2 separate regions of the Homo sapiens genome follow, and region 1 is linked to region 2. The links are chromatin loops, found by intact Hi-C in ENCODE. Cell type or tissue: endothelial cell of umbilical vein. All regions are shown on one strand. Each heading gives the region's core, and the rest is flanking DNA. Links, peaks and the distances in the headings are about the cores only. Region 1 overlaps CTBP1 (C-terminal binding protein 1). Region 2 overlaps MAEA (macrophage erythroblast attacher, E3 ubiquitin ligase).

Region 1 (14,607 bases), core at 6,115-14,114, 76 kb before region 2:
CATGCGGGCCATGGCCCTGACATAGGAGGGGCCGCCCAGGCCTCAGATGGGCAGAGGTGTGAGGAACAGGCACCTCAGGGCTCTGGGATCCTCACAGGCTCCAGCCAGCCCTGGGGTCCTGGTGGGGGCACCAGCAAGACCGTGAGAGACGTGTCCAGGAAGAGACAGGCACGTGTTCCATGCACATCCGTGAACCAACCTCTCCCACTAACCTAGGTGTGGCCGCCTCACCGAGACCACCCGAAACGTCCGATTCCCCAAACGCTGGCGGGACAAGGACAGCGGTCAGCAGGAGTGGGCTGCCTGGATGTTTGGGAAGCGGGGGGCCGGCCGGTCAAGGGGAGTCCCTGGCATGGCAAGGCCCTTGCATCCCCATGGGGCCTCCTGAGGAACCCGCGATCTGGGGAGACAGGCAGCTGGGCCAAGGTGTCCAGGGAGTCTTCAGAAAAGGTACACCACCCCCGCCCACCCTCTCAGGGAGCACCTTCCCACCCCACACCTGGGCCCCGCCCAGATGCTCCCCCTCCCTCACGGGGCCCCTCACCTGGCCTCTCCCAGCTCTACTTTCCCTTAAGACATGGCTCTACTCCCAGGATCTCACACACGCACACACACACGTGCACAAACATGCACACGCTTGCCGCTCTGAGCTCAACCTGGGCCTGGCTGTGTGGGGCCGGTTCACCGCTGCATGCCGGACCCAGGACAGTGCTGGGCCCAGGATAGGCGGCTGCAAAGCGAGTGGGCAAATGAAGAGCGAGGGGTCGCTGAAAGGCAAACCACTCCCCGGGGATAGGGCCAGCGCCAGGGGCAGCTGCTGGTGACCACGGAGGAAGCCCACGGCTGCCCGAACCCCGGCCCCAGCAGGATCTACACAGCCAGCTCCAGGGGACTCAAGGGGCGAGCACATGCTAGACCGTGGTTGATGTGCGTGCCCACACATATGCCGGTATCTATCTGCGTACGTGCCCATGACTGACATCAATGTGTGTCCATGTGAGGTCATGTGTATGGTGTGATATCCATGTGTGGTGCCCATGTGTGCCATGTGATACCCGTGTGTGTGTGCTGTGACATCTGTATGTCCCCGTGCGGCCCATGTGTGTGCTGCGATGTCCATGTGTGATGTCTGTGTGGGGTCCACGTGTGTGCTGTGATGTCCGTGTGATGTCTATGCAGGCCTGTGTGAGACCCATGTGTGCTGTGTGAGGCTGTGTGTACTGTGACATCTGTGTGTTATCTGTGCGTGCCCATGAGGCCTGTGTGTGCTGTGATGTCCGTGTGTGATGTCTGTGAGGCCCACGTGTGCTGTGGCGTGTGACATCCGTGCAGGCCCGTGAGGCCCACGTGTGTGCTGTGACATCCGTGTGTGATGTCTGTGTGTGCCACGATGTCTTGTGTGAGGCCTGTATGTGTGCTGTGGTGTTGTGTGTGACATCTGTGCAGGCCCTGTGTGCTGTGACGTCCGTGCAGGCCAGTGTGAGACCCATGGGTGTGTTGTGATATCTGTGTGAGGCTGTGTGCTGTGACATCTGTGTTATCTGTGTGTGCCCGTGAGGTCCACGTCTGTGCTGTGATGTCCATGTGTGATTTCTGTGTGCGCCCGTGAGGTCATGTATACTGTGATGTCTGTGAGGCCCACATGTGTGCTGTGGCATCTATGACATCCGTGCAGGCCAGTATGTGTACTGTGACATCGGTGTGTGATGTCTGTGTGTGCCATGATGTCTGTGTGAGGCCCACATGTGTGCTCTGATTTCTGTGTGAGGCTGTGTACTGTGACATCCGTGTGTTATCTATGTGCCCATGAAGCCCATGTGAGTGCTGTGACGTCCGTGTGTGTTATCTGCATGTGCCCATGAGACCCACGTGCTGTGATGTCTGTGTGAGGCTGTGTGTGCTGTGGCATCCGTGTACGTTATCTGTGTGTGCCTGTGTGAGACCCACGTGTGCTGTGACGTCCGTGCACGTAGGGCACACGCCTGGGACTCCCGGGCCCTGGTGCCTGTGCGCACTCAGTCCTGTCCTGGGTTGGGACCGACACCTGCAGCAGCCCCACCCCGCCCCGGGCCTCTCCTCCTGGGCACAGCTGAAGAGCGGCAGCGCCAGACACAGGGAGGGACACAGGCGTGGAGCTGCGGCCGACGCACCAAGTCCGATGATGCCCAAGGTCTCCCCGCGGATCCTGGCAGCGCCGGACGCCACCTCGCGGATCTGCTCGACGCTCTGGACTCGTGTGCCCTCCCGCAGCGCCTGGTGCAGCCAGGTGGCCCGCCGGTACAGGTTCAGGATGTGGCACAGCGTCGAGTCGGCCGTCTCCTCCACAGACGCCGCGGGCACGTTGCAGACGGCAATGCCTGTGGGGACAAGGACACGGCGGTCACCCCCGGGCCGGGCCCAGCCTCCGGGAGGACACCGGGGCCGCCGTGACTGGAGCGGGTTTGAAGCTTCCCAAGGAAGAAGCCAAAGGCCGTGTCCCCAAGGCCACCCCGGGAGGCCACGAGATGAACACGTTGCTCACAGGTCGGGCGCAACAGAGCAACTCCAGGAGCCCCACCTCCACTTTAGGTTCACGTGGCAGCACACACACGGCAACTGCTCGGTGTGTGGTAGGGCTGGGGTGTGAGACGCTGCCCTGACCCCTCCCGACTCAGCGCTGGCAGCCCAGGAAGAGACAAGCACGTGTCTCCCCGCGTCACCTCGCCACCCCGATTCCTCTCGGGGGTACCCTGCTGGGAGGCTGTGGCCAGGTCAGAATCTGGGTGCCGGCCCCGCCTGCACACCCCTACGTGGACATCCGCACATGTCCTCAGGCCTCCCCCAGGCCCAGCCGGGCCCCGAAGCCCCTTCCGCCCTCCATGCCCCACCCCTGCAGTCGGTAACACTGAAGCTGGAGCCATTCCTGGAAAGCAAGTCCATCCCATTTCTCCCGAGTGGCCAGGCACGCCCATGTGTGACCCCTACTCCCCGCTCCCGGCCTTGTCCCCAGAGACAGGCCCTTCCCCAGCCAGTGCCCCTCCCTGAGCCTATTTACCCTCATCCCTGGCTTGTCCCTGGCCAGGGCCGCCCCTGCACGGCACTTCCCACCCCATCCGGATGATTGCATTCCTGTGTCCGACTGGCCATCCGTCTCCCTGGGGAGGAGGAGGGGGCAGGAGGCCAGGACAGGGCTGCATTCATAGGCCCGGAAGCTGGACAGGACCGTGTGGTTCCGCAAGGGGTCCCGGGGGCCGGGAGAGGGCCTGATGTGGGGCGGCGCAGGCAGGGGCTGCATAGCCCCTAGACACAACTCACTTGGACGTAAAAATGTTAAACAAGGGAGACTGAGGGAGAGCCAAGCCAGGCGCCACACGAGATTGGAACAAAGACCTCCTGAGGGTGGGCCAGATCCCAGGGGTGCCCCAGACCATCCCTGGCTGAAGAACAGAGCCCAGGCCTGGGAAACTCCACGGGTAACAGAGATGGTAAACAGCAGGGACCCCTCAAAAAGCACCAGGCATGCACCCGACACCACACACCCAGGCCTGCACCCGACACCGCAGCCGGCCCTTCCTGGGACGCCACCACAGAGACAAAGGCGGGAGGAGGCTGGCACACAGGTTTGGCCCATGGGCGCCGGCGGAAGCAGCTGAAGCCAGTGCAGGAGACCCCCAGATGGAGGCATGGCTTCCGACACCACCTGCGTCCCCCGCAGGAACACAGACGGTTCCAACTTTGCAATGCCATAAACTGTATCCTAGGAAAAGGGAAGCAAAACCGTGAGGCGCTGGCCAACTGTGGGCAAGGGCAGGGTACAACCTCGCCTGTTACCAGCATCGAGAGGAGGAGAAAAAACAGACCGAGCCTGGCAGAAAACAGAAAGTGCGCTCCAAGCAGGACGGCCAAGCACCGCCCCAAGTTTGTTCTAATGAGTGTCTGTACATGGATGCAGACACATGTGCATGTTCCATGTGCGTGTAGGTGCACGGGTGCAGACGTGCGTGTTCCATGAGTGTTCCATATGCTGAGTGCACAAGCAGAGGTGCATGTGTTCTGTGTGATGAGCATGTGATCCATGTGCTGAGTGCGTGTGCACAGGTGCAGATGAGTGTGCGTGATCCGTGTGCTGAGTGCATGTGCACGGGTGCAGATGAGTGTGTGTGTTCCATGTGCTGAGTGCACATGCACGGCTGCAGATGTGCGTGTTCTGTGTGTGTTCTGTGTGCTGAGTGTGCGTGATCCGTGTGCTGAGTGCGTGTGCACGGGTGCAGATGAGTGTGCAGGATCCGTGTGCTGAGTGCATGTGCACGGGTGCAGATGAGTGTGCGTGTTCCATGTGCTGAGTGCACATGCATGGCTGCAGATGTGCGTGTTCTGTGTGCTGAGTGTGCGTGATCCGTGTGCTGAGTGCATGTGCACGGGTGCAGATGAGTGTGCAAGATCCGTGTGCTAACTGCATGTGCATGGGTGCAGATGAGTGTGCGTGTTCCATGTGCTGAGTGCACATGCACGGATGCAGATGTGCGTGTTCCGTGTGTGTTCTGTGTGCTGAGTGTGCGTGATCCATGTGCTGAGTGCACAGGTGCAGACGTGTGTGTTCTGTGTGCTGAGTGCACACGTACTGGGTTGCAACACGCTGCTGTTCCCGCTGTGTCTCGGGACAGAGACCTATGAGCCCTATTACAGCCATACACTGACGGCCCTGCCCTCACCCCCAGGGTCCCAGTACCCAAGCAAGGGGCACCAGCCAGACATGCATGCAGACCTGTGTGAAGCCACAGCTGGATTTCCTGCTGCCCAAAAGAGAGGAAGTGCCCTGAGATGAGGCTCTGTGAGGAACTGAATGGCTGCAACCTCATGCCGGCCCCAGACGGGACCACGAACCACCGCCAGCCACACCAGGCAATGTGCAACGGGGTCCTCAGTGTGGCAGTGAAGCCTCCATGGACGAAGCAAGACGGGACGGAGCTTGCATGAATGGGCACAGGAGAGAACTCGGAGCCGGCCTACCTAAATCCCCGGCCGACTTGATGTCGATGTTGTCAAAACCACTGCCAATCCGGACGATGATGCGGAGGGCTTTGAACTTCTCCAGGTCCTCCCTGGTGAGAGTGATGGTGTGGTACATCAGGGCCCCCACAGCCTCGTTCAGGACCTGCAGCGAGAAAGCACACAGGCTCAGCCCGGAACCTGAAGACCCTCGGGCTTGGCCTTCGGGGGTGGGGCTGCCCCGGCTGGGAAATTAGCCTGTGGCCCTCAGGCTTGTTCCCCAAGCACCAGCCCGGACACTGGGAGAGGCTACATGAAGGCTTCCCCGCCACGCGCGGCCCCTCAACCTCTGCCCAGGCGTCCTGAGTCCCAGCAATTCCCACCGCAGCCTCCTCAGCCGCATGTAGGCTGCAGGCCGGCACTGGTCAGAGTTGCCCGCTCCCCACTGTGGTGGCTGAGATGTCTCCTTTTGAGCGTGCGCCCCACCGAGACTCTGCTCAGCCTTGTGGAAGAAACGGGGTCCCGCCTGGCGAGGACACAGGAGGGGGGGTGCGGCCACACCCAGGAAGGACACTGAGCAGGTGCAGCTGGGTGGGGTGGCCAGGGAACCTGAGACCTGCAGGCCCGGGGATGCAGGTAGAAAGTGGTAAGTCCCCGCGGCACACAAGCACGTCGGCGGAGGCAGGCAGACGCCACCCAGCCGTAAGGATACATCCACAGGAGCATGCACTGCCCCCGTGTCGCCCAAGAACCTGCCCAGAAATGCTGCCCCTGGCTGGCGAGGCTTGGGTCTGAGCAGTGTTCACAACAGTCACGTTTTTAATTTCAGTGTCCATGACAACTCTTAGACCGGAACAGCTCCCGCGAACAAAGACCTGGCACACAGCACAGCAGCCCAACCCTGGCGCCTCCACTCAGCCAGTACATGGCATCGCTGTGGTCACGGCCAACCCCACCCTGCCAAGGGCTCCCAGTTACCCCCAGCCCAGGGAGGGCAGGGGCAGTGTGGGGTGCAGAGGCACACAGGTGGAGGAAGTGCCCTAGGCCGAAGAACCAGGTGCAGCACTGGGCACAGGGTGGGGATGTGTGTGCACCACCTGCGCATCCACCCACACCCAAACACATCCACCCGCACACGTCCATCCCACACTCCCGTGCATGACAACGCCCACCCACGGGTGCAGAGATGCTCTGTGCGAACAGCCGTGGCTGAGGACACCAGGACATGCAGGCCTCGTCCACATGGGCATGTCCGAGTCCCCGGAGACACCAGTGAGCCTCCCATGTGGACATGACTCCCACCCACCACCTGTCCAGCGGGGCCCCAGGTACTCCTGACGGATCAATGGCGCAGGCTCAGCACAGAGGTTGCCGGGGCCTAGGTGGCGTCTTTCCCTCCCTTCCTGCCGAGCATGGAGCCTGTGGATCCCGGGCGGCAGTGCCTGGGTTGCTGGACCGCAGGGCGTCCTGTGGGAGCTGACCCTGCCTGGGTCCTGGGCAGAGCAGCTGGTGTTGGGCAGGCATACGTGGGCAGGGTGAGGGCAGCCCCCAGGAAGACGCTCACCACCCAGCTGCAACCCCTTCTCCTACAGTGCCCGGACCTCCAGCTTAGCCAGAACAGATGATTCCCTTTGAGGCTGGCACAGCCTCCCTTCCCTCCTGCCCACCGCAGGGGACCTAGAGGAGAGGACCATGGAGGACCACACAGACCAGGGCCACAGCAGAGGCTGGGCAGCAGGGGAGGGGAGCCCTGGGCTAGCCTGGGCATTCTCCAGGAAGAAGGGAAGGTTGGAGCACCTCGGCTGCAGGAGGCAGGGAGGCATCTACCCGGACCACAGAGGAACAGGTGTGTGTAACACTCATCAGTTCATGGACAGGGCTGATGGCTGCCCCGGGCCTCCTGGGAGGGCTTTGAGGCTGCATGCATGCAGACCCCTGGTGCACCAGACGCAGTGTGGACGGGGTGACCCCTGGTGCACCAGATGCAGTGTGGACGGGGTGAACCCTGGTGTACCACACTTGACCAGACGTAGTGTGGACGGGGTGAGGCCACAAGGACAGCATGGGCAGGCAGAGGCCAGCAGTGGGCGACTGGTGCACAGCTGTGGTGGAGGCGAGCGGTGCGGCCAGGAAGACCCCTGCGCTGCGTGGACTGGAGATGGGCGCCCACACACCAAGGAGGTGCTTCGGGCAGCCTGGCAAAGCAGCCGCAGCTAAGAGAGAGTCACCTGCAGATGAAGCTTCGTCGGCACCCACTGTGGGCAGGAGGGGCTGCGCATGCGAGCGGTGGGCAGAGGCGCAGTGGGAGATGGGCCCTGGGGTCAGGGACAGGCCTGGTGCCAGACGTGAGCCCGGGGGGCTGGCCTGGGCAGCTGGATGTGCAGGGGCCACTTCCACAGTGTGTGTGCAGAGGCTCGGCATGGACAGGCTGGACAGACCCACACCACACAGGCTTGTGTGTACGCAGGCAACAGCCTGCTTTCACCCGGAGCACTGGCCACGGGCCTCGAAAAGTCGATTCTGAACCGCGGCACGTCACCTCCCGCACATTCGGAGGAGACAGCGATCAGATTCACGTGAATATGACGAATATTCATCCGCGCAGCCTTAAGGTTGCTTCCTGCATCGGCTCTTCCGTGATGAAAATCTATCTCATCTAGGTAAGCTCGGAGAAGCCGAAGCGTGCGCCGGCCAAGGGCCCTCCTTTGGGCTCCGGGCGCGCCCACCCAGCTGAGCTGTGAAGCGCAAGCTGCCTCCCCGACGAGGCTTTCATCACTTGCCTGTGCACGATTCTTAATACACTTTTTTCAGGTCCTTGCCCTTTTCCCTACTGAATACAGGTTTAACAACATAGTATTAGGTGAAAGCATTCTCACTACAGGAATCTGAACATGGCTGGGGCACCCCATGCCCCGACCTCCACCACGTACCAGGTTGGCCTGTGCTCAGCTGCAGGGCCACAGCTGCTAGCATGTGCGCTTTACCACGTGGCGGCCACGTCATCCACAGGTCCACAGGCCAGGGTGCCACAGCGGCTCAGCCTCAGGGTCTACCTTCCTTTCCCCCTCGTGGCTGCCACGTGGCTGCTCCACCCCGCCTGTTGCATTGGTCTCCCACGGAGAAAGTCTGCAGGAGGTGGGTGCAGCCAGGTGTGTCCCTTTAGATCGGGGCCCAGCAGCCTCCCAGAAACCACCTCAAGCCAACACCCACTGATGTGTCCCCTCCACCGCCAGGGGCTCAGCCCCACTCTGCTCAGTGCCCTCAACTCCAGTGCTCAGAGCAGGCTGGGGAAAGCTGGGTGCCCAGGAAGCTCGGCTGCCACCGGGCTGGAAACAGACCCCAGGACGCTCCTGGTGGCAGCTGGCTCTTGGGGGTCAGGAAGGGGCCCGCCAAGCCCACCTCCTGCCATGCAGTTCTGCCACCTGCTTCTGTGCTCAGGACTCGACGTCGCACTTACCTTTCCAGACCTCGTGCACAGGGGTGGCTTACTCTGTGAAACTGCTGCTCACATCAGGTCACCATCAGGGCAGATGTTTCTCTACGACACGCAGCCACATGCAGGCCCAGGGTGGGGCTGGGCTGAAGACCGCAGGTTTCAGATTTCCAGAGAAACTGCCAAAGCACCATCGAGACCGGCACGGCCGTTTCTATCCCACATGAAGGGCCAGGCCCAGGCTCCCTCAGCACGGCTGGTGCAGGGCTCAGCGCAGGCCAGGCCAGGGGTTACCGGCGGTGCCTGCTGCACCTGTGAGAACCCAGGAGGCGCACCCCGGTTCTCATACACCGCTCTGTCTGTACCAAACGCCACCGCCCTCATCCATTTTCTGTCGGGATTTTTCTGTTTCTACTGATTGGGAGGAGTCTTTGAATATATAAACTTTTTCATTTACTTATTTTACAGACAGGACCTCGCTGGACTGCAGTGGTGTAATCATGACTCGCTGCAGCCTTGACCTCCTAGGCTGAAGCGATCCTCTGGCCTTGGCCTCTGGATACGCTGGGATGACAGGCACAGCCCCTGCACCAGCTCTGAGTGTTATCAGACATTCACCCTTAGGCTGGCACACAAATTGAAAATACCCAACCCCTACCTCTCCCGTTTTTATTTTTTAAATTTATTTTGCTATGTCATTCTTTCTTTTTTTCCTTTTTGAGACAGAGTCTTGCTCTGTTGCCCAGGCTGGAGTGCAGTGACACGATCTTGGCTCACTGCAACCTCTGCCTCTTAGGGTCAAGAGGTTCTCCTGCCTCAGCCTCCTGAGTATCTTGGACTACAGGCGCGCACCACCACGCGTGGCTAATTTCTATATTTTTAGTAGAGACGAGGTTTCACCATGTTGCCCAGGCTGGTCTTGAACTCCTGACCTCAAGTGATCCACCCGCCTCAGCCTCCTAAAGTGCTGGGATTATAAGCGTGAGCTGCTGCACCCCACCTTGCAATGCTGTTACTTCTAATTGCCATTTAATTAAAGTGACCTTTTCCTCTGTAGTATCACATTTTCCACAGAAAACATTGTATGTTCTGTATTGTCATAACCTCAGGTAATAAACACATTCTCTTGCAAGCGTTCCTCTAACTGCTCTTCATTCAAACACGTGGCCGCTTCAGTAGGCAGCGAGCATCTGTGGTGGGGGGAGCTGCTGCAGTTCCTGAACGGCCACCCCAGGGGCCCCAGAATTCACCGACTCCCCAGTCCTCGGCCCACACACCTGAAAAGCCACTGCCTGAGTCCTTGGGTCCTGCTGGGTGGGATTGTCTCTGATCCTCTGTCCTGTCTACTCTTGGTGGTACCAACACTGCCCAACTGGATCTTCTAGACCTGAGAGGGGGTCCTGGGGTCTGGACATGCCCTGCGGGGGTCGCACTGCACCCGAGGCTCAGCTGGGCACTGGGCAGTCTGCCTGGAAACAGGCCCCTGCATACGGTGATGGGGTCTCTGTCCTCTTGGTCCTAGAAGCGACTGTGACCCGGTATTAAGGTCAGAGCCCACGGCAGCCCGTCTCTGTGCCAGCCGCCAGCAAGAGACCGAGGGGCTCCAGGCCTGTCCTACACTCCATTACCATGACAACGCCAGCTTGTGTGTTTTTCCCAGTCACCATGACAACGCCTGCTTGTGTGTTTTTCCGGGATTTCTAATCACTTCGTTTCCTGCACAGCCCCAGCACCTCTGTCTGGCGGAGCTTTCTGGTGGCCTCCCCACCCCCAAGGCGTGGAGATGCTTGTCTTGCAGGAGTGCAACTGTCCAGCTGGCTGCAGGTCCTCGCAGGCCACTGCGTCCTGTGCCCTCCCGGAGCCGCCCTGCCGCTCCAGGCCCCGCAGCCCACACCGGACGCAGCCTCCAGGCTCCAGGGCTTCCTTTTTCTTGCTCAGCAGTTTGATCAGATGTGCAGTGCTGGGCTGAAAACCCTTCTCCTGTGGAAATTCCAAAGCAGGCGAGTGGGGCTGGGCTGAGTCTTGTGTCCCGGTGGGTGACATCCCCCACCCGTGGTATCAGTAAAATCCCAGTCCTGAACCTGAACACTGGGGCGCCTCCCAGGCCCCGACATTCTTCCCGCTCCTCCTGTGACCGCACTGACGGTATCACGTTCTCTCCCTCCACGGCACTCAGACGGCGGCGACCTCCAACCAGCTATGCGGGAAGTTTCTGCCCCAGGAGGCAGAATTCCTGACTAACAGTGGCACACAAAGCAGGTGTTCAGTTTCCTCCCACGCCAAAGCCTGGAGACAGGGAGCCTGCGGCCCCGCTGCCCTCTCCACAGCCACGAGGGTCCCTGCCTCCTGCCTTGTTGCTCCACGGTTCCCAGCACGTGGCTCCCCTCACAGTCCAAGGTGGCTACCCCGGGTTCCAGCCAGCAGGGACGAGGAGGGGACGGCAGGGAGAGGCCCTGCTCCCCTCTGTTCTGGAGCTCAATCCTTTGGCCACCCCTAGTGGCAAGAAAGCGTGGGCAGCCAAGTCCTCCCACAGGACCACACACTGCGAAACGCGGACTCGGCATCCAGGCAGCCCCTGCAGACTCCACACACAGCCCCGGGAGGTCACGGCTTCTCTTCACCTCTCTGGCTTCTGCAATGTCCCTGTGTCTTTGAGCTTCCTGTTTTTATGAGATTTTCACTCATGTTTTTAATTTCAAGCTCTCCTAGTTCTTGGGGGCTCCTTTCTGTGGCGCCGGCTCTGCTTCTGGTTAGGGGCTGCTTCAGGCCCCTCCAGGATGCCAGGACGGTTCCCAACACTCTCGTCTCTTCCAAGAATCCAGCTGCATCCCCTGGGGCAGTTTTCTGTGTATTTATGTTGTCCTTTCTCTGCCCTGGGCTGTGCAGCCTGGGTGGGGAGCAGGAAGTCTGTCTCATGCCAGGGCCCACGCCGGCCCCACCCCAACCACTGATCTGCATTTTATATGAACCTGTCAAGGCAGTTTGGGATTACTGCAATTTTAGAAAAACATCTGTTTTGCCTTAGCTTTCCAATTTGTTGGCAAAACTGTTTGAGTATTGTTTACGACACCAAAAGTTTTCTACGAGCCTCTTTTTTATTCTTACGTGTGCATCTTTAATACAAATCCAGCTTCCCAATGAGAAAACCGTACCTAACAAAGGGCACTGTCCAAACCGAGCTGGTGCCACACAACTCCCTCAGGTGTGCACCACGGGCAGTTCACCCACAGCCCCTTGCATGCGTGTGGACATGCCCACGTGACGTGCCAACGTGCCCATGTGCCGATTCCAGACACCGGCCTGCCGGCGGCCCCCCCACCTACACCCCGGGCCACTGTTTCCGTCACGCTAATCCTATCACCTGGGGATGAAGAGATCATACAGTGTGCACCCCTTGAAACCAGCTTCTTCACTCGCCATCATGCTGCCGAGATCACCCAGGGTGTGGCAGGGACCCAGCGTTCATGCCTGTTGCTGAGGAGGACACCGAGGGAGGTGGCCAGCATTTGCCTGGCCACTCACCCACTGAAGGACAGCCGGTGGGGGGCGTCCTTCTGGTTTGGGCTATGGTGAGTTAAGCTGCTAGGGAGCATGACGTGCAGGTCTGTGTGTGGACGCGCATTCCGAGTCTCCGGGATAAAGGAGTGTGGCCACTGGGCTGCATTACAAGCACGCATCTACCCGTGTGAGAAACCATGAAGAATCTTCCAGAGCGAACGCCCCAGCAGACGCTCCCGGCAGACCACGCGCATTTTTAACATCAGATTTTCTTCCGTCCATTTTGGAAAGGGTTTTGCTGTCATCATCACTTCCAACCCCTTCCCTCTCCTGTTCTGAAGTTTCTGCAAGAGCGACCCTTCCTCATCTCGCCCTCTCCCGCGTTCTCTCCTTCCCTCCTGTCCGCTGCCGCCTGGTCAGCTGGTAAACCCGCCCCTCAGTTCCACCGATCAGCTTCGCCGTTTTCTCAGATCCGCATCTCATTTTCTCCCCTAACGCTGCTACGCCCCGTTCCAGAGTCATCAGCTCTTCGTCGGTGTCTGGCCCAGCCTCCTGGGGGCTGGGCTGGGGTGATCGGCTCGTGGGCAGCACGGGGAGCTCCTGCGGGTGGCACTGCTTCCCTGGCTTCTGCGTTTTGCGCATCTCCTTGACTGCCTGGTTACCTCTGTTTGCATGTGATGGACCCCGCACCAGATGGTGATTTGTAGAAATGACCCGAGGCCTCGGCTGACGCTGTCTTCCTCTAAAGGGGCCGTCTTACTTCTTTTGCCAGGCACCTGGGGCCGGCAGTGCGGGGTCCCCAAAAATCCAGATTCAAGGTTTCCTGGACATCAGCAGGCTGGGTGCCGATCGTGTGGCGCGTCAGAGTCCAGGTCACCCTCACTCCAGATGTCACCTTTCAGGCCATGGATATCCCGGCAGGGCCCCACACCCAGCAGGCCAGTGATGCCACCAAAGCCAAATTCAGCCTCTCAGCTACTTCTTCCAGAACAGCCAACACCCCAGGCCAGAGTTGGCAAGGCCCGCCCGTTCCTGCAGGTTATAGGCCTCTCCAGGCTGCAGCCTGGGCCTGGCCCTATCCTGTGAGCTCCTGGGGGCCCAGCTTCTTCGTCTGTCTTCAGGGAAAAGCTGCTCTGAATCACTGATCCCTGGCTACAAGTAGAAGCCAGACCAACCTAGTTCTCATCACGGAGGAGCCTGTGGGTCTCCTGAGCAAACAAGAATCAGGAAAGCTGCCCAAAGGCTGCTCACTGCTGGACCAAAGCCAGGCCGCGGGCAATGCCGAGACCGCCCGTGTGAAGACCGCCGCGCAACTGGGGCCGGGGGAAGCACCTTACTCCACCCCCGCCACAAAAGCTGGCATCCCGAGGACCTGCTCTCTGGGAAAAAACTGAAAATGAATCAAGAAGCCACAGGGCAAACCCGGTGTCCACCTCCTGATGGGGCTCAGGACAAACCGAGTGTCCACCTCCTGATGGGGCTCAGGACAAACCCCGTGTCCACCTCCTGATGGGGCTCAGGGCAAACCCGGTGTCCACCTCCTGATGGGGCTCAGGGCAAACCCGGTGTCCACCTCCTGATGGGGCACAGGGCAAACCAAGTGTCCACCTCCTGATGGGGCACAGGGCAAACCAAGTGTCCACCTCCTGATGGGGCTCAGGACAAACCCGGTGTCCACCTCCTGATGGGGCTCAGGGCAAACCGAATGTCCACCTCCTGATGGGGCTCAGGACAAACCCGGTGTCCACCTCCTGATGGGGCTCAGGGCAAACCGAATGTCCACCTCCTGATGGGGCTCAGGGCAAACCCGGTGTCCACCTCCTGATGGGGCTCAGGGCAAACCCCGTGTCCACCTCCTGATGGGGCTCAGGAGAAACCGAGCGTCCATCTCCTGATGGGGCACAGGGCAAACCCAGTGTCCACCTCCTGATGGCGCTCAGGACAAACCGAGTGTGGGGCTCAGGGAAAACCCCGTGTCCACCTCCTGATGAGGCTCAGGAGAAACCGAGTGTCCACCTCCTGATGGGGCACAGGGCAAACCGAGTGTCCACCTCCTGATGGGGCTCAGGATAAACCGAGTGTCCACCTCCTGATGGGGCACAGGGCAAACCGAGTGTCCACCTCCTGATGGGGCTCAGGACAAACCGAGTGTCCACCTCCTCATGGGGCTCAGGGAAAACCCGGTGTCCACCTCCTGATGGGGCTCAGGACAAACCGAGTGTCCACCTCCTGATGGGGCTCAGGGAAAACCCCATGTCCACCTCCTGATGGGGCTCAGGGAAAACCCCGTGTCCACCTCCTGATGGGGCTCAGGACAAACCCCGTGTCCACCTCCTGATGGAGCTCAGTGAAAACCCGGTGTTCACCTCCTGATGGTGTGCAGGGAAAACCCCGTGTCCACCTCCTGATGGGGCTTAGGACAAACCCCGTGTCCACCTCCTGATGGGGCTCAGGACAAACCCTGTGTCCACCTCCTGATGGGGCTCAGGGAAAACCCGGTGTTCACCTCCTGATGGGGCTCAGGACAAACCCCGTGTCCACCTCCTGATGGGGCTCAGGACAAACCCCGTGTCCACCTCCTGATGGGGCTCAGGACAAACCCCGTGTCCACCTCCTGATGGGGCTCAGGGAAAACCCCGTGTCCACCTCCTGATGGGGCTCAGGACAAACCCCGTGTCCACCTCCTGATGGGGCACAGGGCAAAACGA
Region 2 (16,204 bases), core at 3,068-11,067:
GCTGTTTAAGTTGCCCAGTCTGTGATATTTTTGTTACAGCAGCCTGAGCTGACTAAGACAGCTGCTCAGAACAGGGAGAAAATGTTTGCCAGTCATATATCTGTTAAGGGTTTAGTATTCAGAATAGGTTAGGAACTCTTCTAGTTCATTAATACAAAGGCAAAAGAAAACTTGTTTTTTTGAGTTGGATTCTCACTCTGTCACCAGGCTGGAGTGCAGTACAGTGGCGCCATCTCGGCTCACTGCAAGCTCCGCTTCCCGGGTTCACGCCATTCTTTTGCTTCAGCCTCCCAAGTAGCTGGGACTACAGGCACCTGCCACCATGCCCGGCTAATTTTTTTGTATTTTTAGTAGAGACGGGGTTTCACTGTGTTAGCCAGGTTGGTCTCGATCTCCTGACCTCGTGATCCGCCCGCCTCAGCCTCCCAAAGTGCTGGGATTATAGGCGTGAGCCACCGCGCCCAGCCAAGAAAACATTTTTTAAATGAGCACACAATTTTAGCAAACTTCTGCAAAGATATACAAATGGCCACTAAGCACATCATTAATCCTTAGGGAAATACAAACCAAAACCACAGTGAGGTGCTGCTTCCTACCCCACCAGAAGGGCTGTAGCAAAAACAATGGCGAGTTGTTGGGTGTGAATGTGGGGAATTGAAATCCTCATACGCAGCCACCTCGGAAAACAACCTGGCCGTTCTTCAGGTGACACACGGAGTTACCATAGGACCTGGCAGCTCCCCTCCTCAGCTTATCCCCAAGACCAGTAGAAACTCTTAAGAATGTCATCCTCGGGCCGGGTGTGGTGGCTCATGCCTGTAATCCCAGCACTTTGGGAGGCTGGGGCGGGTGGATCATGAGCTCAGGAGATTGAGACCGTCCTGGCCAACATGGTGAAACCCCGTCTCTACTAAAAATACAAAAAAAAAAAAAAAAAAAAAAAGCCGGTCATGGTGGCGTGCACCTGTAGTCCCAGCTACTTGGGAGGCTGAGGCAGGAGGATCACTTAAACCGGGGAGGCAGAGGTTACAGTGAGCTGAGATCGCACTACTGCACTCCAGCCTGGGCGACAGTGAGACTCTGTCTCAAAAAAAAAAAAGAATGTCATGTCCTTCTCGATAGCAGCCAAAGGTCCATCAGTTGTGAATTCCTAAACAAATAGGTATACGAATACCACGGAAGACCATTCAGCCATGAAGAGGAGTGGAGCGTCGCTGTATGCCACATCACAGGTGAACCTGGTAAACATGCTAAGTGAGAAAAGCCAGATACAAAAGTCCACATCACGTGTGATTCCATTTATATGGAATTGGTTGGTGGTTGATTGCCTGGGTCTGAGGGGACTACAGCGGGTTCCTTTTTTGGAGTGATGAAAATCTAGAAGTAGAGTGGTTTGTACAACCTTGTGCTTATTCTAAAAACTACTAAATTGTACATATTAAAGGGGTGAATTTTACGGCCTGTGAATTGTATCAGTAAAAATTGGTAAAATTAAAAATGACATTGGGATTTTTTGTATGATTCAGCTTAATAGACAACTGAAGAGCATGCTTGCACAGTGCCGGCAGGGCAGGGGGGTCCGGCAGGGCAGGGTGGGGGTCGGGCAGGGCAGGGGGGTCCGGCAGGGCAGGGTGGGGGTCGGGCAGGGCAGGGGGCGTCCGTGGTGTGTAGCTCTGCACACAGGAGTCGGGAGTTTTTAGTCCAGGTCCATAGAAGTAGAATACCTGGGTTGAAGGGTGAGGCCCAGGTTCTGTAGCTCCCGTCAAACCCCACGCACCCTCCTCCCCCTGTCAGTCGTGTGGCTCCAGTTTCCTTCACCTCACCAGTGTGTTTTCTGTGAGCCGCATGTGGCTGTTGAGCACTTGAGATGTTGCTGGTCCAAATCGTCGTGTGCTGTCAATGTAAAGTATGCCCTAGCTTTCAAAGGTTTAGTACAAAGAGGGTAAAGAATGTAAAATATCTAATGATTATTTATTGTTTGTTTATTTTGTATTTTTTTTTGTAGAGACGGGGGTGTCTCTATGTTGCCCAGGCTGGTCTCCAACTCCTGGCCTCAAGCAGTCCTCCCACCTTAGCCTCCCAAAGCACGGGGATTCCAGATAGGAGTCACCATGCTTGGCCCTGAAAATTACTTATTTATTTATTTGAGACGGAGTCTCGCACTGTCGCCCAGGCTGGAGTGCAGTGGCGTGGTCTCTGCTCACTGCAAGCTCCGCCTCTTGGGTTTACACCATTCTCCTGCCTCAGCCTCCCGAGTAGTTGGGACTACAGGCACCCGCCACCACGCCTGGCTAATTTTTTTGTATTTTTAGTACAGACGGGGGCATCGTGTTGGCCAGGATGGTCTCCATCTCCTGACCTCATGATCCACCCACCTCGGCCTCCCAAAGTGCTGGGATTACAGGCATGAACCACCACGCCCGGCCCCTGGTAATTTATGTTAAGTGTTTAAATGAACATATTCGGGATAAATTGGGTTAAATAAAATATATTAAAACACATTTCATGTGTTTCTTTGTACTATGGCTACTAGAAAATTTGAAACTCTACAAATGTGTCTCACGCTATACTCTATTGAATTTGAAACTATACAAATGTGTCTCACGCTATACTCTACTGAATGGTACTGCTTTGTGGCTTTATCCTTTTTTTATCTGCTTCGGTTTCTCAGAGATGTTTTAAAAACAAAAAAGTTGTACTGATGTTTCTGTCTTTCCATAGCCATCCAGATTTATGATGATTATTAATACCGTGGACTTCTCTTCACCATCTTATTTTGCTTTCTATTTCCCATGCTTTTGTCTTCATTTTTTCATTTTTTTTTTGGTGGATCGTTAAGGTTTTCTTTGTTCCAGTTAATTTCCTCTTGCGGTTTGCCCAGTTCACAGCCATGCTCCACTTGTGGCAAATCAAAAAGGTCTCCACACATTGCCAGGTGTCCCCTGGGGAGCAAGTGGTCCCTGTGGAAAGCCGCTGCACTAGGTGAGCCCGGCCCTGGTGAGGGTGCCTTGTGAGTGGAGCCTGCTTGTGCTGCTGTGCCCCGCTGCTTCCAGGCGGCGCGGCCCTCCGTCTGATTGCTGGAGGACTCTTCGGTGTGGACACACCGTGGTTTGTTTACCCATCCTGGTCAATGGACAATTGGAACTGTGGTGAACAAGCATTCCTGCACCTGTATGTGGATATTGTATGTCCATTTTTCTTGGGAGTGGAATGGCTGAGTCATCTGGTAGGTGTCTTTACCTTTTAAAGAACTAAGCGCTTTTTCCAGAAGGATCATCAGAACTGCTGCCAGCAAGAGTCCAGGTATCCCGGCTCCACCAGCATGTGGTGGCGGCCTCTTGACTTGGAACTGTTCTTCTGGGTGCCGGGGTTCTCCAGAGAAACAGAGCCAGTGGCACCCACATGTGTGTGTGCGCACGCGTGTGTGGGAGTGTGCGTGCGTGCACGTGCGCACGCGTGCGTGTAAGGAGCTGTGTCACAAAGAATTGGCTGGTGCAGTTATCAAAGCTAAGTCCCGAGCCGGAGACCCAGGAGAGCTGAAATGTAGTTCCAGTCTCAGTCTCAAGGCCTGAGAACCAAGAGGGCTGACAGTAGCAGTTTTAACCCGGAAGCTGTCGGGCGGGCGGGAGATCCAAGAAGAGCCAGGGTTTTAGTCCAAGTGCAAAGGCCAGAAAAGACCATGCCCCGCCCACAGGAGGAATTCCTTCTTACCCAGCCTTGCCTTTCCCTTCAGGTCCTCAGCAGATTGGGCAGGGCCCCTCCCCAACGGGGAAGGCTGTGGGCTTTCCTCAGTTTACCCATTCAGATATTAATCCCATCCCAGAATGCTCTCACAGTCACACCCAGAATAATACTTGGCCAAATGTTTGTTGGGGAACCTGGCAGCGTCAAATGGACCCATAAAATTCACCATCGCGCTTTCCGCTGTGGTCTAATTTGCATTTCCCTGATGACTCATGATGTTGCACGTCTTCCTGGAGATTACCTGCCCTTCATAGAACTTCTCTGTGATGTTCCTGTTCAAACCTTTTCCCCATTAAAAAAATGGGATTGCTAACCGGGCGAGGTGGCAGGCACCTGTAGTCCTAGCTACTCAGGAGGCTGAGGCAGGACAATCACTTGATCCCGGGAGGCGGAGGTTGCAGTGAGCCGAGATCACGCTATTGCACTCCAGCCTGGGTGATGGAGTGAGACTGTGTCTCAAGAAAAAAGAAAAGAAAAGTGGGTTGGGGGGCTTGCTTGTCGTAATACTGAGGCTGCAGGAGTTGGCTGTATTCCAGATGGAAGCCCTTTGTCAGCTGTGCTGTGAAGGCCTTCTCCCAGTCCATGGCTCGTGTTCTTAACTTTCTTACATTGTTTTCTGAAGAGCAGAAGTTTTAATTTTGATAAGGTTCAGAGGATGGATTTTTCTTTTACAGTTGGTACATTTTGTATCCTTCTAAGAAATTGTTGCCTGTCTCAAGGATGCAAAGATTTTCTCCCTTGTTTCCTTCTAAGGAGTTTCACAGTTTGAGCTTTTGTGTTTAGGTCCGTGATCCATTCGGAGGCACTTTTCATGGGATGTGAGGTTTGGGTTGAGGGCCATCCCTTCCCTGTCCTGGCTGTTGCAGAGACTGTCCTTCGCCTCAGTTGCCTTGGCCCCTTGGCTGTATGTAAATGGACCCTGCCTGTGGGTCTTTTTCTGGGTTCCCCACCCTGTATTGACCCCTGCATCCATTCCTAGACCAGTGCTGTACTGGCTTCAGCACTCTAGCTTTATGAGAAGTCTGGCAGTCAGGTGCCATTTATCAAAATTCATTAGAATTTTTGTTAACATTTTTTAATTTAAAAAGATACTGTTATATATGTATACAATTTGCCATCAACCATTTTATACAGCAACCACTTTATCCATTTATAGCGTAGACACCGTTCCGTAAGCACACAGTACAGTCATACCATCTATATCACCATGACCCTCTCATCTTGCAAACCGGAAACTCCATAGCCATTGAACAAAACTGCCTCCTCCCCACCCCAGCCCCTGGGATCCACCATTCTGCTTTATGTGTCTAAGAGTTGGACTGTGTGAGATACCTCATACAAGCAGAGTTAGCAGATTTGTCTTTTCATGGTTGACTTATTTCACTTAGCATAATGTCTTCAAGGTTCACCCATGTTACAGTGAGTGAGAGGATTGCCTTCTTTTAAAAGGCTGAATACTGTTCCACTGTGTATTGTGTTACTTGTCCCCAGGGGGACGGAACTCATAATATATAGAGGTAGATGAGGGGATTTATTGGGGAACTGGCTTGTGTGATTACAGAGGCTGAGTCCCGCAGCAGACCTGCACCCCAGAGACCCTGGGAAGCTGGTGCGTGGCTCAGTCCAAAGCCAAAGGCCTGAGAACCCTGGGGGGATGCTGGTGTAAGTCCCAACATCCAAAGGCCAGAGACCCTGGAGTTCTGATGCCAAAGGGCAGGATCCCAGCTCCAGGAGGGACAGGAAATTGCTTATCCTCTGACTTTCTTGTTCTGTCTGGGCCCCAGCGGACTGGATGGCACCACCTACCTGGAGGACATCTTCCCACTCACCCACCAGTCTCCTCTGGAAACACCCGCACAGGCACACCCAGAAGTAATGCTTCACAGGTTCTCTAGGTATCCCAAATCCCATCAAGTTGATGCCTGAAATGAACCATTACCTGTGCAGATACGGTCATGTGTCACTTACATGGAAAAACTCTCAGAAATGCATCGTTAGGCGACTTTGCGGTGTGAACATCGTGGAATGAACTAACAGGAGCCAGATGGTGTGGCTGCTGCACGCCCGCACCGTGGTACAGCCTGTGGCTCCTGGGCTGCAAACCTGTACAGCATGTCACTGCACTGAATACTGCAGGCAGCTGTTCCACGGTGGTGTTTTGCATGGAACACATCGAAACATAGAAAAGGTGCAGTGAGAATGCAGTATCCTAATCTTAATGGGACCACTATCACCTGCACGGTCTGTTGTTGACCAAAATGTCGTTATGTGGTGTGTGACTGCCACGTTTTCTTTCTTCATTCCCCTGGTGATGGACATGTGGGTGGCTTCTGCCTCGTGGCTGCCATGAACACAGGTGTGCAGATACCTCCTGGGACCCTGCCTTCAGTTCTCGTGGCCTACTGGGGACTCAGGAGCCTTGTGCCTAACGTTCTGAGGAATTGCCTCGCTGCTCTACACGCTGCGCCGGGCACGTTCCCTGGCACTGCACGCGTGTCCCGCTGCTCCGCTTCCTGCCGTGGCATAGCTTTCGGTGTTGAGTGATCGCCGTCCTAACGGGCACGAGGTGATGCCTCACGTCTGCACTTGTGTCTCCTGAGCAGTGGTTGGTCGTGTGGAGCATCTTGTCATGTGCCGCTTGGCCATTGGTTTATCTTCTCTGTACAAGTGTCTAAGTCCTTCACCCATTTTAAAATTGGATATTTCCTTTGGTTGTGGAGTTGTAGGCGTTTTTAAAAGTGCATTCTGGATAGTAGCTCCATATGCAGATCCCTGGGTTGCAGCTATTTTTTCCCATTTTTTACTCTGTTGGTTTTTCCTGCTCTGCAGTTTTTAAGTTTGATGTAGTCCCATTTGTCTCTTTCTGTTGCCTGTGCTATTAGGAATCTATTTTTAATGCTTTGCCCCTTTTCACTGTTCTTCCTATGATACGGTCTGTGAGGTTGCCTGTCCTCATTTGGGCGAGCTGTATCTTCTGCGGGCTCATCTCTGCAGTGCTGTTTCTTGTGTCTTAGAATCTGCTGGCCCCTCTCTGCATTGCTGTTTCTTGTGTCTTACATTGTCTTTGTCCACGGATTTATTGTGTTTGATCACTAAGCAATATTTCTGAGTAGTTTTTCTGCCAGGAAGGTTTGTGTGTGCTCAGCTTTCAGCCCTTGCGTATCTGAAAGTAACTTCAGTTTGTCCTCATTCTTGAGTGATAATTTGGCTCGAGTTAGAGTCTTTAGCATTTCTGAAATTCCACTCACTCGGTCACCAAATGCCCTTTAAGGAGCCTGTGAAGGGGCTCTTGCTAACCAGCCAGCCCAGGCCAGTGGAGGGGAGCTTTTAGGGCCCGGAGTCACGTGCTGAGTCCCCCGGAAGAGGAGGCGGTGCTTTCCGGGGCTGGCCTGGCTCCTCTGGGGGGCGTGGATGTGGGGAGGAGCTGCTGTCTGGGTCAGCAGCTGCCCTGCTGGAGGGAGAGGGGGTGCTGCGCTCATCCCCTGAACTCAGATTGGATAGCCCCGGGCCAGCGCTGGAGGAGGAGCAGAGGCAGGGAGGTGGGAGGAGCGTGCGCAGAGGCGTGGGAGGCCTGAGGAGTAAGCGGCTGGATGTGGACCCTGAGAGCCACTGGCAGGGAGGTGGGGTCTTCCAGTTGTGAAGACACCGTGGCCCCGGTGAGCCCCTCCCCGGCCTCCTTCATGCCTGCGTTCTGCGTAACCGTGGCGCGTTCTGGGCAGGGCCTTTTCCCTTGCACTGGGAGCAAAGGGTTCCTGTCTGCAGCACACCAGCTGCCCGGAGCTCTGCCCTGTGCCTGAGCAGCGTCAGCACCGCGGTGAGGCGGACGGCCCGGCAGGGGTTGGAAAGTCCAGAAAGGCCCCGTTCCCGCGTAGAACTTGAATGCAGCTAAGGGACGTCCAGAGAGGCCTTTCCTTTTCTGGTGGCGGTCTGGAATGTGCTGGTGTGCGGATGCTGTGTGGGTTCCTCCGCGCGAGCGAGGGTGGTTGTGCCGCTTTGTCTAATGGTCTAATGGCGAAGACTTTCTGTCCTGCTCTTGTGAGGCGCCTGCACAGGCAGAGCAAAGACTGAGTATATGCCTTGCGTCCTTTAGAAATTCCACCTCGTGGCAGGACACACTCAGATAGGGTCTCCAGTGGGAGAGTCCTGCAGGCCGGTGTCGGGCTGTGGTGTCAGGGCCTCGGGGGGGCCTTCCCCAGTGGGTCTCGTTGAGCTCGCTTGCACTGGTCAGGTATTTATGGAGAGCTGAAGTGCTGTCTGCTGTGACTTCCCATCCACTAGATGTAGAGCAGACGAAAAGAATCTTTCCCGTCTTTCCTAAGCAGTGCCGAATCCTTGGGAGAAATCTTGAAGGCAGGCAGTGTGGATGATGGGACCCCAGGCTGCGTGGCACCAGCAAGCTTGGTTCCAGATGCCACACACGGTGCCTGGCTTCGAGTCCGTCTCCTGTTGTCACTGCTTTGTGAGTTGGTTAAGCGTGTTGTGTCTTGATAGCTTCCCTGCCCTCCTTCTCAACATCCTGACTCATTTGCTCACCAGCAAGGGTGAGTCCTGCTCGGTAGCAGACGGTGATGCTGGCTGCCATTTGCAAAGCCTCCTGTGTGGCTGTCTGGTGTGGACGAGAGCGTGTGCACCCTGTCACCCGCGGTGGGTCCACGTCGGCGCTGGGGGATGTCTGAGTGGAGGGCAGCTGGGGCCAGGCCGAGTGGGGAGTGGCAGCCGGGGGAACGGGCTCAGGGCCGGCCTTGCCACCCGCCTCCTGCCCCTGCTTTCGGGGGGAAAGTGAGTCTAGGGAAGAGCCCTGCTGTGTGGCTCCTTCCTCGGCTGAGGCCAGTCCTGTCTCTGTTGCCCTGGCTGTCCCTACTTCTGGGAAGCCCAAGCGCTGAGCTGCGTCCAGGTCTCCCTCACTGCAGCCCTGCCTTCCTCACGTGGCCTCACGGCTAAGCACAGTGGCTGACACGAGGTCGAGGCGTGCCCAGGGCCGGGGGAGCAGGCGGTACCCGAGAGTCTGTCCTCCCATGGTTGGGCACGGCTGGAGAGGAGGCGAGGTGGAGCGCTTGTTCTGGCACAGCTGCGACGGCAGAGTTGGGCCCACTGCTCTTGGGCGGCAGCACGGCCGTGTTGCTGATGCGCTGTGTGGTGAGCTGCCGGCCACCAGTGCAGCCAGGACCGCAGGTGGTGTTTCCTGCGGGAGCCCGGCCACGGAGGCCGGGGAGCGCTGGGGCGTGATTCTGTCGTGCCGCTTTCAAACCGTAGAGCACAGGAAACGGGCGGAGAAGAACTCAGCAGCGCTTCTCTCAGAGGGACAGAAAACTAACAACGACTTTAAGATTCTCCTTGATTGGCTTATTTCCACAGGGAATGGATGGTTCTTACGACTGGGGAAGGCAAACGCTGTCACACAGGAGAGGTGTGGGTCGTGCACTTGTGGCTTCCCGTGCGTGTGTGAGGCTTGCTGTGCCCAACCCCAGCCCGTGTGGAGCCCACGCCCCATGCACCCTTGTCCCTGCCCGGCCTGGCCTCGTGTGGTGGCGCCTGCAGCCGCAGCAGCCTGGCTGATCACCGGCCAGGCCTGTGTTTTACCGTCTGATAGCCTCACACCCCGGTCACTCCTCTCCTGTTTGGAAATTTCTTTAACTGTTCGTTATTCTGGATGAACTTTGGGATTATTTTGTCAACATACACGTACAATGTTTTTGGCAAAAATTGGGGTTGCTTCTCATCCAGGGATGTGGAGTGGCTCTCCGTTCAGCAGGGCTTTTGTGGGTCTTGGTTGAGGTTTAGAGTAGATACTTTTGAGACCATGAACCTTCTGAGACTTCTGCCTCTACAAGTGCCATGAGGAGACCTGGTGTGTCCTGGGTGTGGGGCTGGTGGGGCTCACACCAGGGGAGCAGATCCCTCACCATCCTCCTTCCTCTCCAGGTGCCCTACGAGACGCTGAACAAACGCTTTCGCGCCGCTCAGAAGAACATTGACCGGGAGACCAGCCACGTCACCATGGTGGTGGCCGAGCTGGAGAAGACGTTGAGCGGCTGCCCCGCCGTGGACTCCGTGGTCAGCCTGCTGGACGGCGTGGTGGAGAAGCTCAGCGTCCTCAAGAGGAAGGTTGGTCCCGCCTGGCGGTCCCTCTTCAGTCTGGGGCATGGACACCCCTTTTGTCTCGAAAATGAGTCCTAAGACAGGCAAGCTGCAATGATGGGAACGCGGGAGGTGCGGTTGGGGGCCCCCTTCCCTGCTGTCTGCCTTCTGGGGCCACTGTCGGCTGAGCAGGCCAGCTTCCTGTTCCTGTAGGGACCGTGTTGTCTTGCTCCAGGAGTGTCCAGAGTCCAGGCCACAGGGAGACCAGGATGTATAGCAGGTTGATTGATTTTTTTTTTTTTTTTTTTTTTTTGAGACAGAGTCCCACTGTGTCATTCAGGCTGGAGTTCAGTGGTGCGATCTCAGCTCACTGCAGCCTCCACCTCCGGGGTTCAGGCGATTCTCCTGCCTCAGCCTCACGAGTAGCTGGGACTACAGGCGCCCACCACCACGCCCGTCTAATTTTTGTATTGTTAGTAGAGACAGGGTTTCACCATGTTAGCCAGGCTGGTCTCGAACTCCTGACCTCAGGTGATTCACCTGCCTTGGCCTCCCAAAGCTGAAATTACAGGTGTAAGCCACTGCACGCGGCCTGATCGATTATTTTTAGATGGAATTTCACCTCCAAGGAGCATGTGGAGTTCCTTGTCACTGGGATTGGTGGACAGGGGCCTTGGGACTAATCTGGCCCACTGAAGACACCCAGAAAGTGGGATGAGATATCTTGAAACGTCGCACTGAAAATACCCAATAAACCATGAAACCGAAAGGAATCGCCAGGCCAGAACCGGAGGGCAGGGGTCAGAGGTGAGCAGCAAGAGACTGCTGTTGTCCCCTGGAGTGTTGGCCAGGCCAGATGGAGGTGAGGACCGATGACCCAAGCCTTGGAAAGTGGGGCCCAGTGGAGAGAAGGTGGGACCCCACGGTACTACAGCTCAGCGTGGGGTGTACCAGAAGTGGACTGGCGTTGACACAGCATTGCAGCCTACGTTCAGAGGACTGGGATGATTGGAGACCCTCAGCCTTCACTCCGGTGAGGTGGTCCCGGCTGGTGGTGCCTTCCAGCTCCGGGCAGAGTCAATTCAGATTCTTTCTTGGGGAGGATACCTTCAATATGGGCATAAGATGATTCTTAGATTCTCAGTTTTCAAGTACAACGTCCAGCACAGAGACAGCCTGGGCAACAGTGAGACCCTGTCTCAAGACACCACGATGGACTGGAGACCCAGCAGGCAGTAGACAGAGGGCTGCACGGACTGCAGGTGCAGGGGCTGCCAGGTGCCACACCTTACTGTGCTTAAAGAACAGAAGCAGGCTGGGCGCGGTGGCTCACACCTGGAAAGCACTGTGGAAAGCTGAGGCAGCAGAATCACTTGAGCGCAGGAGTTTGAGACCAGCCTGGGCAGCACAGGGAGACCCCATCTCCACAAAACATTAAAAATAGCCAAGCGTACTGGTGCCCTCCTGTAGCCCCAGCAGATACTCAGGAGGCTGAGGCAGAAGGATTGCTTGAGCCCAGGAGGTCAAGGCTGCAGTGAGCCACGATCATGCCACTGCACTCTAGCTGGGCGACAGCGAGACCCTATCTCAAAAAAAAGTTTGAAAGTCTCTGCAGGGAACAGACAGTATAAAAAGTGATTTAAGGCTGGACACTGTGGCTCACTTTGGAAGGGCGAGGCAGGTAGATTGCTTGAGCCCAGGAGTTTGAGATCAGCCTGGGCAACATGGCAAAACCCCATCTCTACAAAAAATAGCCAGGCGTGGTGACACACACCTGTAGTCTCAGCTAATTGGGAGGCTGAGGCAGGAGAATCGCTTGAGCCCAGGAGGTCGAGGTTGTAGTGAGCAGAGATTGTGTCACTGTACTCCAGACTGGGCAACAGAGTGAGACACTGTCTTAAAAAAGTGATTGGGCAGGCACAGTGGCTCACGCCTGCAATCCCAGCACTTTGGGAGGCCAAGGCAGGCGGATCACCTGAGGTCAGGAATTCAAGACCAGCCTGGCCAACATGGCGAAACCCCGTCTCTATTAAAAATACAAAAAAATTAGCCGGGCATGGTGTACGCCTGTGGTCCCAGCTACTCGGGAGGCTGAGGCAGGAGAATCACTTGAACCCAGGAGCTGGAGGTTGCAGTGAGCTGAGATCGCACCACTGCACTTCAGCCTGCACAGAGACTCTGTCTCCAAAAAAAAAAAAAAATTCAGAATTTAAAAGGGACTAAAATTTCAAGAAATGGGAAATATAATAACCAAAAATGAAAAACTCAACATTTGCCTATAACAGTTTAACAGTTAACAGACAAAGCTAAAGACAGAATTAGTGAACTGGAGGGTGATCGAGAATGGAGCACAGAGACTGAAAAATCAAAGTGGCTGCGAGAGTAAAGCATGGAATAGAGCAGAAACCTGTGGCATGTTTCACCAGAGCCCACCAGTGGGTGGGGACAGAGATGGTGCGGGGAGAGTGACCAAGGTTTCAGAACTGATGAGTACCACCAGGTCAGAATCCGACACAGAGTAAGTGAAAATAAACCGACATGGGATTTTCCCGTGGTGGAACTGAAGAAAACAGAGACAAAGAAATATTTGAAAAGCTCCTGAGGGCAAAAGATGACTTCCAAAGGGGCAACAGACAGCCGGACAGCTGATTTCTGCACAGCAGTTGGAAGCCAAAATTGGTAGAATGTGCTGAAAGAAGCCAGCCCGGATCCTGGATCTGTCCAGTAGTCAGTCGCCGTGTGTGCTGTCAAATTTTTAGCGAAGAATTCAGTTCCTCAGTTGCACCACTGCCCTTAAGTGTGTGGCAGCCACGTGGGCTGGTGGCAGCTGTGTTGGGCAGCACAGGCCTGGAACGTTTCTATCTAGCCCGATTCATTTTTAACAAAATTGACTTTAAGAAAAAAAGTATTGCAAAAGATTTTTTTAAAGTCACCTTATAATGATAAACAGTTTAACCAGAAAGGCATAGCAAATTTGAAATTGTATGCATCTGGCAACATGGCTTCAGGGTATATTAATATAAAGCCAGAAATAGCAGAGAGAAGCTGCAGATCCAGGGTGGTGGATTTTCACTGCCTCCGTCTGCAGCTCTTGGGCCAGGCACACCTGCCTAGCGGACTCGGTAGAGCACGGTTTTTTTTCTGTCCCGTAATCCCTGCTTTTCTCCTTGTGAGTGTTGTGGATTGGGGCAGCCTGGCCTCCCTTGGTGCAGGGCTGCGGGGCATCCCTGTCCTGAACGTGCCTCTGTTGTGTGTGGCTCAGGCGGTGGAATCCATCCAGGCCGAGGACGAGAGCGCCAAGCTGTGCAAGCGCCGGATCGAGCACCTCAAAGAGCATAGCAGCGACCAGCCCGCGGCGGCCAGCGTGTGGAAGAGGAAGCGCATGGATCGCATGATGGTGGAGCACCTGCTGCGTTGCGGCTACTACAACACGGCTGTCAAGCTGGCGCGCCAGAGCGGCATCGAGGTGGGTGCCCGCCAGACGCAGGCACAGCGCCCCAGCTGGCCCCAGGCCTATGGCCAGCCGCCCTGTGGCATGTCCCCCGGCATGCCTGTGTCCCTACATGCTTGTGTTCCCCTCCCCCCACCCCCGTATGCTTGTGTTCCCCTCCCCCCACCCCCGTGTGCGTGTGTCCCCCCTCCAGTGTGTGTGTGTGTCCCCCTCCCCGTGTGCGTGTCCCCCTCCCCCCATGTGCATGTCCCCACCCCTGTGTGCGTGTGTCCCCTTCCCGTGTGTGTGCCCCCCCCCCCCCAATGTGCGTGTTTCTCCCCCACCCCGTGTGTGTGTCTGCGCTGTGGTGAGGGCCTCCTCCCCAGCTGAGAGGCCCTGACCCTTTGTGGAAACGCACCTGGGACTTAGCCTTCTGAAGGCAGGAAGTCAGTGTCTAAGCGGCTCTCCAGGTTCTTCTCATTTCCCTGTGGTGTCTGCACACATCCTGCTTAGGATTTTCCCGCCCGATACCTGTACCCCGGGTTTTGCGCTGACACATGCTCCATTGCTTCCTCGTGAGAGCTTTGCCTTTATCTCAGGCGGGGTGCGTTTTCCGTGTTTTCTGTGGCACCCTGTAGAAACACGTGGCACCCTTGCCCTCTGTGGCTACAGCTGAGCAGACGCTGGGCGGTGCTGCCCTCTGGCACCTTTGGGCCAGGTTAGCTGGGGCGGCCTCTCTGCCATCGGGCAGTTGTCCACTGCTGTGGGGGCCCATGGCAGTTGGAGCCTCCCAGACCAGCACTTGGGCCCGTCGCCCTTGCCCCTGTCCAGATCCTGCTGTGGGAGCACAGCCTCACCTGACTCGGGTTAAGGTGGCGTCCGTGTTCCATTTGACTGAGATGACAACACTTGAGAACCTCTCAGGCAGGACTTGTGCGAGAGGATTGTGCCCCATGGCCCTGTCCCGGGCCCAGCCTCCCCATGCCCAGCCATGCGCCTGGCCCCACAGGCCTCCCTCCCATGCTGCTCCCTGCCACGGCTCCTCAGCCCACCTCCTCCCTGCTTCTGTCTAACCAGGGGTCTTCTCTCTTTCCACGGCTTAAATCCCACCCACATGTGTGTGGCTCCCACCTGGGGCATCATGGGCCTCAGCCCTGGCTGAATTCAACCCCAGCACAAGGCTCCCTTCCCAGCCTTGGAGGCGGCCTCACATTGTGCAGTCCAAGGCCTCGGGTGCCCATGGGGCCACACTCACGCCCCCATGCAGCCATCTGCACGCCCTGCTGGCTTGCAGCCTCCCCCACACTCCTGTCACGCTCCTGCCCAGCTCCCCAGCCTTGCGGCACTCCAGACTCACCCCCAGGCCCACCCGGCCCCACACTCCAGACTCACCTGCAGGCCCACCACGGCCCCACACTCTAGACTCACCCCCAGGCCCACCCCGGCCCCCACACTCCAGACTCACCTGCAGGCCCACCCGGTCCCACACTCCAGACTCACCCCCAGGCCCACCCCGGCCCCCACACTCCACACTCACCTGCAGGCCCACCCGGTCCCACACTCCAGACTCACCCGCAGGCCCACCCCAGCCCCCACACTCCAGACTCACCTGCAGGCCCACCCCAGCCCCCACACTCCAGACTCACCCGCAGGCTCACCCCAGCCCCCACACTCCAGACTCACCCGCAGGCCCACCCCAGCCCCCACACTCCAGACTCACCTGCAGGCCCACCCGGCCCCACACTCCAGACTCACCCGCAGGCCCCACACTCTGGACTCATCTGCAGGCCCCACACTCCGGACTCATCTGCAGGCCCCACACTCCGGACTCACCCGCAGACCCACCTGGCCCCACCCTCTTGCTGGCTCTTGTCCTCGGCATTTGTCCCGCACCTCGTTCACCTTCTCTCAGATGCTGCCCTGGGTGGAGCGGCACCCTCCCACCCATGCCTTCTCCCCACTGCTGCACAGCCTCCCTGCTTGTGTGTGTGTGTGGTGTCCGTCCTGCCCTCCAGGAGGGGAGTGGCGAGCAGCTGCCCAGTGGGCAGGGTGAGCGAGTGAGTCCTCGTGTCCTGGAGGCCCTCATCTGCCCAGACCTGCACAGCACTGTTGCTCTCGGCACCGCTGGGGTATGGCGTCTCGGTTCACAAGCGTGAATGTGATGTGTCACAGCTGTGCCATGAGTTGATCTGCCAGATGGCAAAGTGCACTGATCCTCTGCGGTGACCGGGGCTGGTGCCCCTGGGTGCCCTGCAGTCTTGTTGAGTTTCCGAAGTCTCCAGGTCATGACTCGCAGCCACTCCAGTGTGCACCCAACATTCTCATCGCTGGACGGGGTCGTCTGTGATGCCTCTGCCGTGCTGCCCACTGGGCTGCTGTGGCCCCCATCTGGTGCCATTTTTCCTCCACCTGGGTGTCAGGGAAGGGCATTCTCACCTGCACCTGCCCAGGCTCATGTGACGGACAGTGGGCCAGCACATGTCCGCTCCGGTGCCCTGTCCCACATGCCTTTCCCACCCACCCGCCTCCCTGGCCCCGTGTGCCCGGCTTCCCCCAATGCACAGGCCCTCGCTCCGTGCTGCCCACATGTCCTGGCTGCCTGGGGCGGCCCCCCGTGTGTTCATAGATGACCTAGCCATCCTCTCCTAAACGCCCAGCACACTGTCCTTGGGACCCATGGGGTGTGACCAAGCAACCTGGCGGTGGCTGCTGAAGCATGAGCTGTGGGTGCCCCTGGCCCCAGGGAATGTGCGCTGTGTTGGGGGAGAGAGACGTGAAGTGAAAGAAGGGGGTCCTGTGGTGGGCACAGGCCACGCGTTCCACAGAAGTGCGTAGAGCAGGGTGGATATGGGAGTGCTGATGATTCTAAGGCCAGTTGGAGTAGGCCTCAGCAGGGTGAGACGGGCTACACTCAAGGTGTTGGGGTGCCCTGAGCATGTCTGTCCAAAAGAG

What was found. Hi-C counts contacts between places; a loop is a spot of excess contacts. Peaks named below come from ENCODE experiments on the same cell type or tissue, not always from the same donor. Only the 100,000 strongest peaks of a DNase experiment are listed, where the experiment ranks them.
Region 1: it touches region 2 in a loop (4-fold over the local background); 3 of 110 quality-filtered maps call a loop at or near these places.

What each region holds. Positions count from the first base shown.
Region 1 is chr4:1,223,210-1,237,816 of GRCh38, forward strand. It overlaps CTBP1 (C-terminal binding protein 1), which reads right to left. Exons shown (of 10, transcript NM_001012614.2): 4 at 4,990-5,134; 5 at 2,151-2,357. Among named protein-coding and RNA genes, the nearest start is that of CTBP1, 19 kb to the right of the region's middle. RefSeq lists an enhancer at 10,718-11,273. In endothelial cell of umbilical vein, for the core only: a CTCF peak has its summit at 10,906 (motif pointing left); a DNase peak (open chromatin) is centred at 10,162; H3K27ac peaks cover 2,377 bases.
Region 2 is chr4:1,302,313-1,318,516 of GRCh38, forward strand. It overlaps MAEA (macrophage erythroblast attacher, E3 ubiquitin ligase), which reads left to right. Exons shown (of 9, transcript NM_001017405.3): 2 at 9,667-9,849; 3 at 13,085-13,288. Among named protein-coding and RNA genes, the nearest start is that of MAEA, 21 kb to the left of the region's middle. RefSeq lists enhancers at 5,706-6,603, 7,501-8,398, 15,132-15,632. In endothelial cell of umbilical vein, for the core only: no CTCF peak of the experiment used is centred there; a DNase peak (open chromatin) is centred at 7,199; H3K4me3 peaks cover 189 bases.